Regions from separate parts of the Homo sapiens genome. Here region 2 is linked to region 1. A link is an interaction called in ENCODE POLR2A ChIA-PET data of the cell type or tissue named here. Cell type or tissue: PC-9. All regions are shown on one strand. Each heading gives the region's core, and the rest is flanking DNA. Links, peaks and the distances in the headings are about the cores only. Region 1 has its middle 70 kb from the start of SMAD2. Region 2 overlaps ZBTB7C (zinc finger and BTB domain containing 7C).

Region 1 (9,357 bases), core at 6,397-8,896:
GCACAAGTGTGCATGTTTTTAAACTTTTGATTCATAGTGTCAAGTTGCCTTCCAGAAAGGCCATCGCTGTTCACACTCCCATCAGCAGCATTTGCAAGCTCCCTTTTCATCAACCTCTTACCCACAGTGGGTTTTAAAACTCAAATGTATTAGTGAGGCAGTTTGTTTTTTGCTTTTGTTTTTTACGTTACAATGAAAGAGTCATGTCGCAAGAAACTGACTGGCATTCAAATATAAGACAGGCAATCAATGAAGGTACCACCCCGCTGAACTTCAAAGTTCCACTAAAATACTTTAATATTTGGCTTGCAGGGAGATGATAAAAATTGCAGCTGTTGCAGTCAGCTATGCTTTCTACAACGTAAGTGTCTTGATTGAAGCAGAGAGGGTGGGAGGAGCTGGGGCACCCAACAGTGCTCAGGGAACAGAGGACCAAAGAGCCACCAGGCAGAACCATCTCTCACAATAGAAGACTGACATTTTGTGATCACAGCTCCTGAAAGGAACAAAGGATGGACAATAGCAGGAACTGGAGGAGAAAAAGAACAAGCTATTAACAAGCAAATTAAGACCAGACAAGGGAGATGAATCAGAAGTGATCCAATAACCAGCCCTGGATTAAGTGCATCTGGCTCTCCCGGGGATTTCACAGTCATTTGCTTCAAACTGCTAATCTTTTCTGAGAGGTTCCCTTCAAGCCGTCTGGAAGGAATGAATAAATGGATGGCTTAGCCAAATAGTTACTCCTGCAATGTTTTATACATGGGTGAGCATATACATTGTCATGCCTCATTGATTCAGGATTTAAAGTTTGACTGTTTTACAGAATTACAGAATTTTAGAGTTAGAAGTGACCTAAACGGCATTTAGTCCATCTGTCATTTTGCAGACGAGGAAACTGAAGCTCAGATAGGTCATATGATTTTTTTCCTATTTCATGCATCAAAATATTGGCAGAGCTAGGACTAGAACCCAGGTCTCCAACTTTTAGTCCAATACTGTTTTACTAACTAGTTGCCATTGGTTACTCTAGTATTTTTCTAAGTTTACTTAGCTGCGAGCAACAGAAATATTTAACATAAGTAACAAGACCAAAAAAGTAGAATCAATAATTTCACTACTTGTCTTTCCTAGGTGGGATATTACAGAGGCAGGTGCATATGCACAGGAGGGTGAGAAAAATAACTTGAGTGTGTGTGACATGGGTAAATGATAAAGTCTCATTGCCTCATCTGTAGCATGGGGTCAATAATAGGACCTAGCACACAGGTCGGGGTGAGGTAGCAGAGAGCTTGGCACATGGCATTCAATATATATTAGCTAGTTTCTTCTTTTTTTTCCCTCCTCCTCCTCCTCCTTTCTTCTTCTATTATTATTATATGAGAGAATGCCAGTTAATTCTTGGTTTAAGTTGAGGCAGAAAGTCACCTTTCAGGGGCTGTTACTTGCATACAAATATCGAAAGTCACAAAGGCACCAATTGCCCTGGGCGAGAGCATGTAAGATCTTTTGTGGCTGGATCTGTTTGCCTCCTGATACTTCCTAGCATGCTAGTTGGTGGCTAGGGAGGGAGGCAGGTCTGCATAGAAGTCAAGGGAACTAAGCTGGAGGAAAGGGAGAGACTAGTGACTCACCCCATCACTTGGGACTAGAGACTGTAGGGAAGGCTGTCACTGGAATCCCCTCCTGACCTCGCTTTCCTTGGCATAGAAGGTTGTGCTGCAAAAACAACAGCTGAGCTTAGGAGAGTGTGAGCAGAAAAAGGATCACTCTTGGAGCAGAGCTCAGGATGTAGGGTCTGTGGTCTCTGACAGTGCTGATTACTGTTAGCCATACTTGTAAGCCGGAATAGGTTAACAACCCGGCAGTGCAGGAATAGTGACCAGCAGCGCCCCCATGTGGCTGCAATGGAAGCAGCACAAATACTCAGTCGAGCACACTTGGGAGCTCTCTCTGGCTGGTATTTGCAACCTGAACTGACTTTGAAATAAATAAATCCTGGGCTGTTCTGGGTAAAGCAAAAGGTCTCTGGAGGGATATGTGGGATTTTCTGTTACTTTGGGCAGCAATTGCTCATTTAATTATTTTGAACCATAAAATAGAATTGCCCTTTACTCAAAGCTGGTCATAAGGGATACTAGTCTATATCCTTGAAAACACGTATTTATAAATACATACAGAACAATCACAGCTGAAGTCCTTAATAGTTCTGAATTAAATATGTTATGCATAACTTTGAAAGCTTTATTTAGCTAACGTCCCTAGCTTTAGTTAATAATTATAATAATAGTAACAACAAAACATCAACTGTATACTGACTACATGCCAGATTCTATATTAAATTCTTACATGCATTATCTCATTGAATATTTACAGACACTTTATCAGGTGGGTACATTTTACAGATGAGAAAACTGAGGGCAGGGGGGTGATGTGCACAAAGTTACATGTAACTAGGAGTGAAAAAGTTAAGATTTGACATAAACCTGACCTGACTTTAAAATTCTGCCTCGTAAAAGCAGTGTTTAGGCCGGGCACAGTGTCTCACGCCTGTAATCCTAGCACTTTGGGAGGCCGAGGTGAGTGGATCACCTGAGGTCAGGAGTTTGAGACCAGCCTGACCAATGTGGTGAAACCCCATCTCTACTAAAAATACAAAACTTAGCTGGGTGTGGTAGCGGGTGCCTATAATCCCAGCTACTTGGGAGGCTGAGGCTCGAGAATCGCTTGAACCTGGGAGGCGGAGGTTGCAGTGAGCCGAGATTGCACCATTGCACCCCAGCCTGGGTGACAAGAGCGAAACTCCATCTCAAAAAAAAAAAAAAAAGCAGTGTTTACAGAACGTTGCATTCTCTGGTATTCCTCAGACTAACACCTGGGAATTTTTAGCATCTATTTGATGCTTGCTATTATAGTTTTATATCAATAGTAAAGTCATTATTCCTCGCTTATTTATATACATTTATCTGTATATTGACTGTCTCTCCTAGTGCCTGGTATAAAGTAGAAGCTTAATCAATAATAGTGGAATAAAAAATGAGTGTTATGCTTGGTCTGAATATTCCCTCCAAATGACGAACATTCCAGGTTTTCCAACCAACAAAAGGAAGCTCCAGAAAGAAGTTATGTTTCTGGGGTTGCCTCCATTAAGGTCCATGGGCCAAGACTGTTGGTGTGGGCTGTGTTGGCCCTGCCAGGCCTCTCCAGGATCTGTCCTGTGGCCCTCAGCAGTTAGGCATTCCCCTCATTTGCTCACTAGCAGGCCTCTGTATTCCCATCCTAGAGCTTTCCCCTGCCATTCTCCCCTCCCAGAATGCCATTCTCCACCTCAGTTTGGGCTACTTTCAATTCTTTTTCTTCAAGACATACCTTTTCCCCAGTCTTCCTTGCCCCTTCACCTTCACACACATAGATTAGTCTCCCTGTTTTGGGAGCTCCCATACTTGCAGTGTCTTTAGGAGTGGACAAGGCTGAAAGAGGCCCAGATGCTACCCAGACCTGGATGGTGAAATGGTTTGGCTGTGTCCCCATCCAAATCTCATCTTAAATTGTACTCCCATAATCCCCACATGTTGTGGGTGGGACCTGGTGGGAGATAATTGAATCATGGGGGCGGTTTCCCCCATACTGTTCTCATGGTAGTGAACAAGTCTCATGAGATCTGATGGTTTCATCAGGGAAACCCCTTTTGCTTGGCTCTCATTCTCTCTTACCTGACACCAGGTAAAGATGTGCCTTTGCTTCTCCTTTGATTTCTACTGTGATTGAGAGGCCTCCCCAGCCATGTGGAACTGTGAGTCCATTAAACCTCTTCTCCTTTATAAATTACCCAGTCTCGGGTATGTCTTTATCAGCAGTGTGAAAACGGACTAATGCAGATGGCAAACTTCTCCTTGGCCTAGGGTTGCTAGGAGGTGCTTCAGGGAGCCCCCTTGGGGAAAGGGTCAGGAAAGGGGAGCCCATGCCGGAAGAGTCCTGGGTCTCCTCTCACCACTTAAACAAGATGCCCTGCTTCCATCTGTAGGATGTGACTTCCTTTGAAACAAGATGTTAACTGGTCAAAAATACGAAAAACCACTGCTCTATTTCCACCTCCTGCTTTTACAGATAAGAAAACCTCAACTCTTATTTAGACCTCAAAATTCCTCCTTCTTTCCTTGGTTCCTCCCTTCCTCCCTTCCATGTAGCAGAGTTGTGGCAAATGGGCCCCATGTGGGACACCTTATTTCTCTGCTTTCCTTGCAGCTATTTCCGTGTGGCCATGTGACAAAGTTCTCACCAACAGAAAATGAGTGGAGTGACAGGGGCAAGTTTTGCATCACTCGTTTAGGAGGAAATAGCGTGTCCTTCCCTTTTCCTCTTTCTGGGCTCCCATGTGCTGGGTCACAAATGGGCAGTGACTCAGCTTGGGCCATGCCTGTGGGGACAACTGCCTGAGCCAGGGGTCTCTAACTTTCTTCGTGACATGAGCTCCCTTGGCAGTACAGTGAAGCCTATGGACTTTATCACTCCATATGCATTTATTTTAATGTATAAAATAAAATACAGAAGGTTACAAAAGAAACCAATTATACTGAAATACAGATATTAAAATAACTGTAACATAAGCACATACACAAGCACACCTAAATTTGTGACACAGTAAAAATGTACTTCTTTATTGACATTAAATAATAAAATCTAGCAGCAGGGCTGATAACAACTGTAATTTTAAAATGGTAATAAACATTAAGTGATATTTTGAGATATCTTCAACATTGTAATGTGAGATGAAAAATCTTTATGATTTCTATTGGCCACAAAGTCTTTGATCTTGCTAGTACTTCAGAGGTTTATTGCCGTTTGCATAATTGAAGGAAATGCTAAATTTCATGTAGAAGTTTTTGAAAGTACAGATGTAATTTTTTTCTATGCAAGTTCACAAATCCCTTGATTTCTATCTATGGACTCCAGGTTGAGAACCCTTGCCTTAGGGCAGGAGTCCCCAACCCCTAGGCCATGGACCAGTACTGGTCTGCAGCCTATTAGGAACTGGGGCGCACAGCAGAAGGTGACCAGTGGGCAAGCAAACAAAGCTTCATCTGTATTTACAGCCACTCCCATCGCTCACATTACCGCCTGAGCTCTGCCTCCTGTCACATCAGCAGTGGCATTAGATTCTCATAGAAGCGTGAGTTCTACTGTGAACTGTGCATGTGAGGGACCTAGGTTGTGGCTCCTTATGAGAATCTAATGCCTGATGATCTGTCACTGTCTCCCATCACTTCCAGATGGGACTGTCTAGTTGCAGGGAAACAAGCTCAGGGCTGCCACTGATTCTACATAATGGTATGTTGCATAATTTTTATACTTTTCATTATATATTATAATGTAAATTGTATATTATATGACAATAAAAATAAAGTGCACAATAAACGTAATGCACTTGAATCATCCCCAAACCATCATTCCCCCACCCTCTGGTCCATGGAAAAATTGTCTTCCACAAAACTGGGGCTGCCTCCGTTTAGGAAGCCCATGGGCCAAGGCTGTTGGTGTGGGCTGTTGGTGTGGGCTATGTCCCCATACCGGTCCCTGGTGCCCAAAAGGTTGGGGACCACTGCCTTAGGGGATGGGACAGCAAAAAGATGAACAGAACTTGGATCCCTGAATGTTTTTATGGAACAGAGCTGCCCTGCCAGTCTGGGCCACTCACCTCTAGACTATTATGAAAGAGAAATAAACAAATCTTACTTAAGCCATTGTAATAGTGAGTTCCTATTACAGCAATTTAGCCTATATCCTAATTCCTATACCCAGAGAGAAAATGGTTTGTTACATATTCTGTTTTCTGCATTTATATAAATGGTTTTCTGTTAGTTGGTCTCCCTAACCATCTCTTCCTCTTTTGCATATAGACAATATCTAGATCAGGGTTGGGTAGAGACTAAGTGTTCAGTTCATATGTGCTGAATTAATACAAATCTGTATAATTGAGTACAAAACACTAGAAAAGGCCAGGCCTGGAGGCTCATACCTGTAATCCCAGCACTTTGGGAGGCTGAGGTGGGTGGGATGGCTTGAGGTCAGGAGCTCGAGACCAGCCCTGGCCAACATGGCGAAACCCCATCTCTACTAAAAATACAAAAATTAGCCAGGTGTGGTGATGCGCGCCTGTAGTCCAAGCTACTCAGGAGGCTAAGGCAGGAGAATCGCTTAAACCTGGGAGGCAGAGGTTGCAGACAGCTGAGATTGTGCCACTGCACTCCAGCTTGGGCGACAGAGCAAAGAAAAAACAAACAAACAAACAAACAAAACCACTAGAACACTAGCGGTCAGTGACCTCTGGGGCGGGGGGCCTTGGCCAGTGAAGTACTGTGTGTAAACCTTGATTTTTGTGGTTAGCTGTGTCACTTTGAATAGCCATAGCCATTTACACTCTCTCAACCTCAATTGCATTATTTATTATAACAGAGATAATAATTACTTGAAGTGTTCAAAGTACCAATGGGGTAGACAGATGATGCCCTAAAATCTACGTTGCTGTTCTTTAATATCAGTCACACTTGGAGTCCTTGAGTGTGGGCCTCCAGCACTTCCGAGATGGCTCCCTGCCTTTAGTTGCCGCTTACTGACTTGGGGGCAAAGGTAGAGGTAGGGGGCTATGAACATTCTCCTCTAGCCTGCTCTCGTTACTCAGCAGCAGTGATAACTACCCTTTTCTGAGCACGTCCCACATTCCAGACACTACGCACTGGCTCACTGTAGCCCTATGAAGAAAACACTATTGGTGTGATTCCCATTTTGCAAGGAAACTGAGGCACACAGAGGGAAAGTAACTTGCCCAAGGTGTCTTTCCATTACCAAGTGTCCAATTCAAGATTTGAACTCAATACTAGTGATTTGTTACACAGATGCACAGGCCATGTGTGTGGTGTGTGTGCATGTGTGTGTGTGTGTGTGTCTGGTGTGTGGGGAGGGAAACACTGGCTGTTTGAGATCCCTGAGCTGAGGAAGGTGAGCACAGAGTGAGCAGCAGTTGAAGGTGCCCCACGCTGCCCAGTTTGGGGATTCCAAGCAGGAGGGCCCGGGAGTAGCTGTCCCACTGACTTGAATGCACTTCAAGCCCTCTCTTGTTTCCCTAGGGCCGAGCTCTCTTAGCCTCCCAGCCCCAGTTTCAGGCCTCCTGGGTGGCATCCTCAGCTCACCTGCTGACTCCTTCTCTTCATCTAGGCCACTTCACTCCCTCTGGCCCCTGCTCAGTGCCTGGGCCTCGGCCTGGTGGCCTCTGGCCTGGCCAGGGGCATGCGGATGGCAGTGGCATTCCAGCAAGGGTGAGATCACCACCCATCGCCCTGGAGAACAGGCTGCCAGGGGAGGTGTCTGCGTCACTTGTGGCCTTGTTGGCAGATCATAAAAGCTGGAAATGCCTGATGAGGTAATTGTGCCCCAGGGCCCTGGGGGCCAGACCCTGCGGGCTCCCTCCATGGCTGCCACTTCCCATCACCTCCCTCTGGAGAGGCAGAGTGAGCAGGCTGCTTTTCTCTTCTTTTGCTTCACTGTGGGCCCCCTTCTGGCCCCTGGGAGGAGAGGGCAGAACCTCCATCTTCATGCCAGGGAGCCCCAGCTCCCCAAGTCTTTGCCAACAACTCTGAGACCCTGCCCTGTGGGGCCCTCCTCCAGGAGGGTCCAAGTAGCTGTTCCGTTGATACAGAGGGGTGTGGAAGAGTAGGGAAGGGGAAGCAATAAATAAAATAATGCTGATGTAAGAGGCTTGGTTTGAGCCAAGCTGCCTGGGAGAGACCCAGAGTCTAGAGCTAGTGTTGCTCACTGGCAGGGCTTGTCCATGCCTTTTCTGACTCTCAGTTTCCTCATCTGTGAAATGGGTGTGTTGGCCTAGAAACGAGGATCTTAATCTGCTGGGAGTGCAGATCCCTCTGAGGCTAGAGGCAAAACCGTGAGAACATGAATTCTAGAGCAGAAGGCTGACGCCTTTCCTTGGATGCTACCGTCAGGTCCCCAGTGAAGTTGGGTCTTTAAAATCCTGCCCCACCTAACAATCTCTGTTGCTTGAAGGTCACCAGGAAATGACACAGAAGCCTTTGGAGTGGTGCCCAAATGCTCACGTAGGCCTGCACCCTGCAGCTCTGAGGGCCCAGCCCCTAGGAAAGGGAGGGCAGTAGTTCCATGTGCTTCTCAGAAGAGCTGGTGCCAACAGGGTCCCTTTGAAGTTCCTGCTTAGGTCCTGGGCCCCAAAAGGAATGGCACAAAAAGACAGCCCGTCCCCGTCCTCCTTATAGCCTCATGGTGCCTGGTGCCATAAGATGGAGTGACGCAAATGTTCAGGCTGGGGAGGAAGTGTTGGGTCCAGTGTCTGAGGTCAGCCACATCACAGAGGTTCTTGCTCTGCTCAGGCTCTGGAAAGAATTTCTGCCCTGCAGCTGCAGTCAGCCCAGCTGGAGCTGAAAGAGTGGAAACTGCAGTAACAAAGCAATTAAAAAGCTGCAAAAGATCATCAGCTTGCTGACCACATTTCAAAGAATGCGAGAAAGCAGGTGATCATATTCCCAAGCCTCCAGCTTCTGTGAGAACCCATAGGTCAAGCACAGGCGTCCAGGCCTGTCCCACCAGGACCCTTTGCCCTCTCCCCAGATGATTTAGCACCCAGATGGTCCTCAGACTCACAAGGGGCAGAACACCTTGAGTTTATAAAGGTGCCCTGCAGCATTGAACTCACATGGTTAATTTCATCCCACATCAGAGGCTTATAAAAGGGGGTATCTAGAGTGATCACCATTACCTTCTATATTCATGATTACCCCCATTTTTAGGTGAGGAAACTGAGACTCAGGGGTTACCCAGCTATGAGACACAGGCCTGGCCTTGCCACTCAAACGTTCTGAGGCCAGGTTGACGTGTTTCTCACTCACTCATCTGCTCAGTTAAGTCATGATGCCAAAATACATATTATAGTCTGAAACAGGAGTAGGCAATGAACAGCCTGCTTCAAAACCAGCTCAGCACTTGTTTTTGTAAATAAAGTTTTATTTGAACAGCCATGCCCATTCATTTACATATGATCTATGGCTGCTCTTACTACAATGGCAGAGCTGACTAGTTGCAACAGAAACTGTATGGTCCACAAAGTCCTCAAAGCCTATTATATTTCCTATCTGGCCCTTTACAGAAAACATTTGCCCTAGTCTGGAATATTTACATCAACCTGGATTTCCTCAAGAAAGCAGGTCATCAGGAAGATGACTTCTTTATTTTTATTTTTAATAATTTCATCCTTTAGATTCAGAGGGTTTATGTCCAGGTTTGTGACATGGGTATATGGCATGATGCTGAGCTTTGGGGTACAAATGATCCCATCAC
Region 2 (9,357 bases), core at 4,632-7,131, 130 kb after region 1:
CGATTAAAGTGGTCTAGGAAGTCCCCTTCCCCAAATAAACAACTGGCCCCATGCACTGCCCAGAGTGCCTGACTTTGCTTTTTCCTTATGCCTGAGTCCCATCATTAGAAATGTCTGCTGGCCGGTTCACAATTGTAAAGATATGGAACCAACCTAAGTGCCCATCGACCAATGAGTGGATAAAGAAAATGTGGCATACATACACCATGGAGTACTACTCAGCCACAAAAAGGAACAAAATAATGTCTTTTGTAGCAACTTGGATGGGGCTGGAAGCCGTTATTCTAAGTGAAGTAACTCAGGAATGGAAAACCAAATTCTGTATGTTCTCACTTGTAACTGGGAGCTAAGCGATGGGTACGCAAAGGCATACAGAGTGGTATAATGGACACTGGAGACTCAGAAGGGGGAGAGTAGAAAGGGGGTGAGGGACAAAAAAAACTACATATTGTGTACGATGTATACTACTTGGGTGAGGAGTGCACTAAAGTCTCAGATTTCACCACTATATAATTCAGCCGTGTAACCAAAAACCACTTGTACCCTAAAAGCTATTGAAATAAATTTTTTTTTTTAAAGAAAGAAGTGTGCGCAGGTAAGCCCTCTCTTTCAAATACAGACACCCTGAGAAGGGGACCATGTGGTAGTGAGTGTCTCTTCCACACCTTAATGTGAATTCGTGCAAAGAACTGGATTTTCCTAATAACTAGGTTTGGTCATCAGAACGAGGGGATGAGGTGAGGGGTTTGAAAGGGTGCTGAGAGCTTAGATGGGATGATTTCGGAACACAGATTCCTGGATGGGCGGGTCTCAGCGGGTGGGGAGAGGAATTTGAGCAGTGTAGGAAAAGCATGAAGATACCAGGGGAAAAAACGTGTGCTGCAAACGCCCGTTTCACTGCCCTCCAAAAAAACTGCCAAAGGAGAGTGGTGAAAAACCAAAGGTCAAAGACACACTCAGGGTGGCTTCATAACTTCCCAATGTCCCCATCTCCTGGTTAGAACCAATGTTTATGTATTAACTGAGGACACACACACACCCAGAGAAAGTCCAAAAAAAAAAAAAAAAAACCACATAGCAATGCCCAGAAAACTACCCCAAACATGTTCCTTTCAAAGCTGCCAACTGAGGAGCCCTCCCTGATCAGTCGGAGGCAGATCAGACCTGTTTCCTTTAATTGCAACTTCCACCCTTCTAGAATTTCTACTCCTCTGCAGGTCCAGGCCACAGAGACATTAATCCCTATTCAAGTGAAACTTCAAGGTTTTTCCTTCTATTAAAAAAATGAAAAACAAAAAACTCTCAAAACACCCCAAAGCAGTGTCTCTAATGTCACTGGTGTGTGCATTTGCCCGGAAGGGAGGGAGAGGCTCCGGGCACGGCACTGCATGGAGGCCTGGCCTCAAGTTTCCTCACCTGGCCTCTCTCTCGTTGAAAGGCAGAAATGCAACCCTTGGTCCCTCCTCCACCCCACCTCCCCACCCCCTGACAGCTTTAATAAACTGTGATTATTTCAGTCCCTACAGCACAGCTGTCCTGTGAATTGTCCAGTCAGGGTTATGGGGTGGAAGCCAAGGTCTGGAGTGTGGAGCTCAGATCTCCGAATAAACCGGCCCTCCCTTTCCCTCCTCTGCCTCCCTGCTCCCTAGCAGGTGGGAGTCAGGAGGAGGGCGGTCTCTGGCTGAGACCAGGGATGACAGAAGCATTTTCTGAGCAGCCTGCTGATGGCAGAGCCCCAGTAGGGGAGGGTAAGGGAGCAGAGCTTGCAGACAGGGTTAGGGGTGGAGTCGCCTTACCTACGTGCTGTGAATGCAGGCCTCTCCAAAATCCTCCTTCATCCCAATCAAGGAGCCCTGAAATTGTACCTCTAGAGATTAACCTCAGGCTGCTTCTCTGCTTAAAATGTGCTGGTGCATTATTTGAGGACAGAAATGGAGCTTTAGTCACTTTGTCATTTACAGGAGGTATTTGGGAAAAGTTGGTTGAATGAGTGACATTCTGGGCCGCTATTAGAAATAATAATAGAAGAAGAGGAGCAAAGCTCTGGGGGCTTTAAGGGAAGTGGGCAGGGATGACCCTGAGTGGGGAGGGAGAAGAAAGTGATGCTAGGTCAATCCTACCATATCACAGTTGTGCACACAGCTAGCCAGGGCAACAACACGGGTGATCTGGTCCTTGCCCTTGAAGAGCGTGACTGTCTTACCAAGTAACGGCCATTTGTATGACTCTGCTAATCCTCCTCCGAGAAGTTGGGAAAATTGTCCTCAACACTCAGAATGGTCAAAGCTGAACTTCAGAAACCATCTACTTAAAGGCTCTCTGAATCATTTTCAGCAGCAGAAGCCCCCTTTTATAAATAAAATTTTGTGCAGAACCAGATCCACACAGATCTGTTTTGCTTGAGCCAGCTGTGTGAATCTCTGTGGAGAACACCAGCGTAATCCATCCAACTCCCCATTTCAAGTCAGGAAATTGAGGCAAAGAGAGGTTAAAAAGTGTTCTCAGACTTCACCACAATCACCTCCAAGCACCCGGTGGCCTCCCTTGAGATTCAACTTCAGTACTTCTTGGGTAGGCATGGGCATCTATAATCTTTTATTTATTTTTATTTTTTACTTTTTTGAGATGGAGTCTTGCTCTGTCACCTAGACTGGAGTGCAGTGGTCCCATCTCAGCTCACTGCAACTCCCACCTCCTGGGTTCAAGCGATTCTCCTGCCTCCGCCTCCCTAGTAGCTGGGATTACAGGTGCGTGCCACCACGCCTAGCTAATTTTTCTATGTTTAGTAGAGATGGGGTTTCACCATATTGGTCAGGCAGGTCTCGAACTCCTGACCTTAAGTGATCCGCCCGCCTCCGCGTCCCAAAGTGCTGGGATTACAGGCGTGAGCCATGGCACCTGGCCTGAAATCTTTTAAAGGACTTTATAGGTGATTGCAACATGTAATCAGGTTTAGGAACTGCTGGACTAAGCACCATTTGATGGTGAAGAGTCCATTCATAGCAGAGCATAGTCCAGGCTGCTCTTGGGTCATACAAGCCAAATTCCATTACGATAACTTCCAAGAAGCACTGGAATTCACTTCTGGTCCTCAGGTTTGGCTACACTGAACATGATGCCACAGAATGGCTAATGACCAGGACTTAGGATGTTCTAATGAAAGGATAGTTGTTTTTTTTTTTGTGTGTAATGTTTGGTAGTCTTCAAACTAGGTGAGTTCCCCCATGCCAGTTGGCTCAAATTTGTCTTTGTTAAGAGTGTTAGTTATCCTATTCAGTCCCATAGGCATAAAACTGGGATAAAATGATTTCACTGTGGAGCTGAAATATCAGCATGAAATAGAGTACTCAGCCATACAAAGTGACTGTCTTATAGGGACATAGAGGGAAAGCTCAGTATAGAGCTCTGGGACATGCAAAGGAAACACCAGGGTGTGCAGGATGCTCAAGAGGTCTGAATGGCTCTCACTATACCTATAGAAAGCAAGCATGGCTGAGCTGATCCCAGAATATTTCCTGGCTACTGCTCCCTTGAGCATATAAACCCTTAAAGATAGGACGGCTACAATAAAAAGGCCATATTATCAACAAGTGTTGGTGGGGATATGGAGAAACTGGAACCATCACATACCTGCTGGTGGGAATGTCTAATGGTACAGCCACTGTAAAAAAACATTCTGGTAGTTTCCCAAAGGGTAACTATCAAGTTACCATATGACCCAGCAATTCCACTCCTAGGTATATACCCCAAAGAAATGAAAACCTAGGTCCACACAAAAACTTGCAAATGATTGTTCAAAACAGCATTATTTACAGAAGCCAAATATGGAAACAACCTATATATCCATCACGGGTAAATGGATTTACCCATTATGGGTAAATATAATTATGAATGGGTAAATAAAATATGGTGTATCTATACAAGGAATATTGTTCAGCAATAAAGAGAAATGAAGTACTGATGCATGCTACAAAGCTAACGACTCAAAAGTGTTAGGTTAGTTGAAAGACACTAGTCACAAAAGACCACATATTATCTGATTCTATTTATACGAAAGGTCCAGAATAGGCAGATCTATAGAGACAAAAGGTAGATTATTGGTAACCTAGGACGGCTTGGGGTGAAATGGGCAGTGACTGCTAATGGGTACAGTATTTCCTTTGGAGTAATCAAGATACTATAAAACTGATTATGATAATGGTTACACAGCCCTGCAAATATGCTAAAAACCATTGAATTTACACTTTAAATGGGTGGATTATATGCTATGTGAATTATATCTCAATAAATTTTATTGACTGTTTTATTAAGAAAAACAGAAACAAAACAAACATTAGAAAAGTTTCTGTTGTTTAAGTTCTGCTTAATAGAGGCAGCCTCTGCTAGATTTCCCTAGGGCTTATGGATGGCAAGTGTCAACAGGAGCTGAGACCACTGTCATCTCTCCAGTGACCTCTTCCAGTGGCTCCAGAAAGACCAACGGACCAACCTGTTGTCTCCAGAAACAATTTAACAGAATTGTCAGCCAGACTCCACAGCCAAGAAAGCAATAGCCCTGCAGGTATGTGTACAACGCATATGTGTAGGCAGCACAGATTTTCCTGAAGGCCAAGTCCAGTTATATGATATCATTTGGGAGGGCCACATGTACATTTGCATCTGGTTTGCATCTAATTTGGAAAAGCCGACATAGATCATGTGCCGTATTATTAGGTAATTTTTCAAGTTTGGAGTCTCAGAGTTGCTCCACTCAATTTGTTCAGTGGATGGACTCAGTTATTGACTGATGAATTACAGCTTGCTCCGGGGTTCCTGGCCTAGGAGGGGCAGCCTGTGGTCATGCAAGCTTTCCTGTTCTGTGTTCCATGCACACACAAGCCAAGCTACCATTGTGGGGCAGCTCTTATCCCATGGGGGGAACCTCCTTCTCACTAGCTGGCCTCTGGCATGGAGGAGGGAGGTGCATGGGTGCGGATGAAGTGGAAGGAGGCCCACTCTAGCTGATCCCCTTCCAAGCAAGGCCTAGATGGAGGGGGCCTTCCAAATGGAACAAAAGGGAAAATGACAGAAGAGAGCAAGCATTTCTATTTATCTAAACACAGGATCAAGATGTACAGTGGGAAAGTGAAATTATGCTGCAATTTTGAAAGTCATCCACTGAAGATAAACTCTCCCTTCAAAGGAATTACTCATTTCACTCCATCATGATACCTCAGGGTCTATCAGTATTCAAATTTATTAAGCAATAACATGCAGAATGTATGATATAAAGGGCCTGTGTCATCACACATTCCCCACGCTATTTTTTTTTTTTTTTGCTAAGTCATGAGAAGTGCAGCAAGTTAAAAATCAAACAAAAATTAACAAGCACACACACACAAGATGGAAAATAAATCCTCCGTGGAAGTTACTATGAAGCAGGAGGCTTTAGAAAGGAAAAACACAATCTCTGACTAATATGAAGGAGACTCCAAATTGCTCTTGGCAACAATCTCTCAACCCGATTCCCCTCCCTCTATTCATCTCCACAGTTCCCAGCCAAAGGAAAATAAACTGAACAGCTCTCTCCCTGGCCCAACCTGTAGGGCTGCCTGGCTGAGCAAGGGCTGAGCAAACAAACATCCCCATGCAATTATACACCTGTGTAATTGCTGTAAACACTGGGATAGCCAGCTGGGTGCTCACGGCCCTTATCAAGCTGATAATCTCAATATTGGGGGAAAATGCCTTTATTCTGGCAGCACGACATCAAGGTAGTATGCAATATGATCTTGTGACCTCAAACCCAGGATTTTTTTTTTTTTTTTTTTTTAAGAAAAGGAAGTAGAAAAAAACTATTCTTCTAGCAGAAGTCGGTAACAATTCTGGGGAAAGAAAGTCCCAGAGCATCACTCAGATGGGTAATAGTTTCAAGGCAAGATTTATCAGTTCACCTTCCTCACAAAAGTGATAGTTAATTTTAGAGGTAGTTATCTTAAACCTATTACACCATTCAGGATGGAAGGAGAGTTAACAGGCCAAACGCCCCAGATTATTTATGGCTGCTCTGTCTCAAACATCCATCCAACACCATTCTATTAGGACAGATATGTCTGGTCAGCTAAAACGAAGGAGGACAGGATTCTCAGGAAATGGCATTGTAAGTGGAGATGTAAGTGGATGAAGGGTCTTTCAGTTGAGTCCTAAAACCGCCCCGGAAGGCCAAAGTGAGCTGCTCTGTGAACCATGTACGGTCTAGAGACTTGGGTTCTAGTCTTGGCTTTGCTACCAACAAGTCCTGTGAGTGTAGACAAGCTTCCCTCCCCAAAGGTAAGGGCAGGCGCTTGAAGCTAAACTCGAGTCCTATGAAAATGCCATCCTGGCCACTGAGGAAGTGGGCAGATGCATCAGCAGGGTGACACCCTGGGACAGTTCTCAGCCCGGCCAGCACTGATCCAGAGAGAGATGCCAGTACTCTCAGAGACTGTTTGGGCCTCTTCTTGTCATCTCCAGCTGGCATGTGCCAAAAGTGCAGACTCTTCGAAACCCACAACTGTAAACCCTAAATGAATAATCTGAACAGCAGGGGCTCAAACAGCTTCCTGGGCACTTGGGGCAGAGGCTGACTGTGCTGTGTGCATTCCACTGCATCCCCTTGAACCAGGGACAAGTCCTGGTGACTGCAGCATGGAGACTCCAGTCATTCTAACTTCCCCGCTCTTTCCTCTCCTTCCTTCTCCCTCTCCTCCTCTTCATCCAGGCCTCCTGCTGCTGCTTCTCAACAGCAATGCTTCCCAGGCTCCTTCCCAGGCTCCATCTCACTTCATCCAACCCTTTGAGGGTTGCACTATTACTATTACTATTACTATTCCCATTGACAGAGGCCAGAGATCTCGTCTGATTTCAGTTACTGATGTATGCCCAGCACTTAGCATGGTACCTGGACACATACAGTAAACAATACAATAGCGTTGAATAAATGACTGATTGTTTAAAAAGAAAATGACATTAAAAAAAGTTAATATTAAGTGTAACACATACTATTTTCTGTTGTACTATAATTATACCAAGGCGATTCCTGTCTCTGCAGTTAAAGTGTAAGATTCTAAAAGACGTGGGGTACAATGAGTGGCTTTCAATCCTGCCTCTGCTACTACCTGGACAATGTATTTAACCCATTTGGGCCTCAGTTTCCCCATCTGCAAAGTGGGGCTAATGATTCATATCTGATGTGGCCTAATATGAGTCTTTTTTGGGAGAGTGGGTTCTTTTTCTATGCAGCCCAGGTTGTGCCTTAAGGGGGGAGGACCGGCACTGGGGCTACTTTTCTTTCCTGGAGTTTCACCCAGCGGGGGTTCCTGAGCCTTTCTAAGCCCAGAGAGGATTTAACTGGGTGAAAGAAGGGGAACGGAGGGAGTGGAGCTGAAACTTGAACCTGGCAGAGCCTTTACCACCTCCAAGCCAGCGCGCCCCTCCCCCTTCCAAAAAATCTTCTATCTCATCTGGAGAAACTGCTCGATTGTTTCAATCACTTCCTTTCTATTTTCAAAATTCCGCATTTAGAAGAACTGGAAGTGGTCTGCCACTAGCCGACCAATAAGTCGCTGGAGTGGGGCTTCCTTCTGCGCGAAGCTGGGTACCAGCTATTAAAAGAAAGAAGGCAGCCGCCCGCTGCCCACCCGCCTGCCGGCACAGACACAGCCAGGACAACGGAAGCCAGGAACAGAAAGGAGCGACCCTGGAGCCCTCACCACAGAGCACGGCGTGGGGGACCCGACGCTGGATGCTCCGCGCGGGGTGGGCGGCGGGCAGGGGGGCGTGGGTGCTGGGTTAGGGGGAAGCTCTCTCCATCGTCCTTCCCAGGCCAGCCCCGCGGCCGCTGCGCCCGCCTGCAGGAACTCAGGCGCTCCAGTGGGTGACGCCGGCCCGGGCGCCCGCGGGAGTGGGGACGCACGGGGTCAGTCCTTTTGCGCCACCCACACCGGGCCGTCTCCGGAGCTGAGAGACTATAGCTCGACTCGCCTGCTCGGGTGGGAGTGCTCCCCATCCACTCACCCCCAGGTTGGAGTCCAGGGAAGAGCCCCCCACCCACCCAGCTCAGCGCGCGATTTGAGCCCAGGGACCTGACAGGGCTCCCGCCGCGCGCCTAGCTGGACTTCTGCCAATCGCTCCTTTAATTTCTGCCCGTATCGCCGGCCCTCGACTTTTGCCAAGTTGCCATGGCTTTTGTCCCCCCTCCCTCCCGTCCCCAAGTTTTGCATCTGACTCTCAGGAGGACCAAGCATTCTTGGGGGAGACAATTTAAACTACCAAGGTACACCCGCAACTCCCTCTCGGAGTGCCCTTACGTTCCTTCGGCTGGCCCCTCGCCCCAAAGGAGCCCGCTGGCGTGGGCCGGCGGCAATGGGGCAGTGGCGAGAGTTGCTCTCTGCAGAGTTCCAGATCCTCTCTCCTATTTCGGAAGAGGTGCGTGGCCCCACGCCCCGCAGGAGCTCCGGCGAGGCTGGGGGAGTTGAACGCTTTGCGGACGCCGCCACCCGCGCCAGCCAGAGCCGCCCCGCGGCCACCCGGCCACAGGGTCCCCGCAGCGCGTAGCGAGAATGCCCGCAGCGCTCTCCCGGCCGCCCGGAAGGGCTTCCTCCCCCACCCCCTCCCCACGGCCCGGCCGCTGGGCTCCCCAGAGCCCCGATCCTAGCCCAGAGGCGGGCCGAGGCCGCCGCAGACCCACCTGGCCGCCCCGGGGACGCCGCGCTCGTGCCCGGGCCGTGTCCTGAGCGCCGCCAGGGTCCCGGGCTGGGAATCCACGCGGCCGCGCTGCTCGCGGGAGCCTGCCGCAGCCGGCGGGAGGTTGTCATTGATTCGTGCTGGGCGAGTTAAGCCATTCCAGGAGTGGTTTTGAGAGAGCACTCCCTCCCCACCCTCCAACCAGAAGTATTTGGCCGGGAGCCCCTTTGGTCCACCTGTACTGTTAAGCGCAGGACAGGACGATCTCACCACTCGCGCGTTACGCTTCACTTTATGACACCAAATTAAGATCTTTGGAAAAGGTAAAGCAGAAATAAAGGCAAGGGCGGTGGAGGAGCTTTTCTTTTCCCCTCTTTTCTTCCGGGTTCCTCCGTTTTGTTTTTTGTGGGTTTCCCCCCACTCTCCTTCTCTAGTACTTCACAAAATGACTTACCACTTATCTCAAAGCAAGGGAGGCTTTTTATTATTATTGTTTTATTCAATTCAGCGTGTCTGTCTTTTTAGAGGCAATTTATTTCCATTTGCCTGAAACCTAAGCCCAATAAAATTACTAGAATTATATGTTTTCTCCTTACAGGGTCGTGAGTGTAACTTAACCAAATCAAACACTAAACAGCAATCCTTTAAGTAACA

Evidence for each region. ChIA-PET counts read pairs that join two places held together with the same protein. Peaks named below come from ENCODE experiments on the same cell type or tissue, not always from the same donor. Only the 100,000 strongest peaks of a DNase experiment are listed, where the experiment ranks them.
Region 2: POLR2A ChIA-PET joins it to region 1 with 5 read pairs; 3 of 35 experiments call an interaction of 5 or more read pairs at or near these places.

Annotation. Positions count from the first base shown.
Region 1 is chr18:47,995,804-48,005,160 of GRCh38, forward strand. No RefSeq gene overlaps it. Among named protein-coding and RNA genes, the nearest start is that of SMAD2, 70 kb to the left of the region's middle. RefSeq lists enhancers at 6,871-7,372, 7,145-8,344, 7,373-7,872. In PC-9, for the core only: no CTCF peak of the experiment used is centred there; DNase peaks (open chromatin) are centred at 7,348 and 8,398; H3K27ac peaks cover 2,186 bases.
Region 2 is chr18:48,128,300-48,137,656 of GRCh38, forward strand. All of the region lies in intron 3 of ZBTB7C (zinc finger and BTB domain containing 7C), which reads right to left. Among named protein-coding and RNA genes, the nearest start is that of ZBTB7C-AS1, 30 kb to the right of the region's middle. RefSeq lists an enhancer at 1-26. In PC-9, for the core only: no CTCF peak of the experiment used is centred there; DNase peaks (open chromatin) are centred at 5,212 and 5,622; H3K27ac peaks cover 878 bases.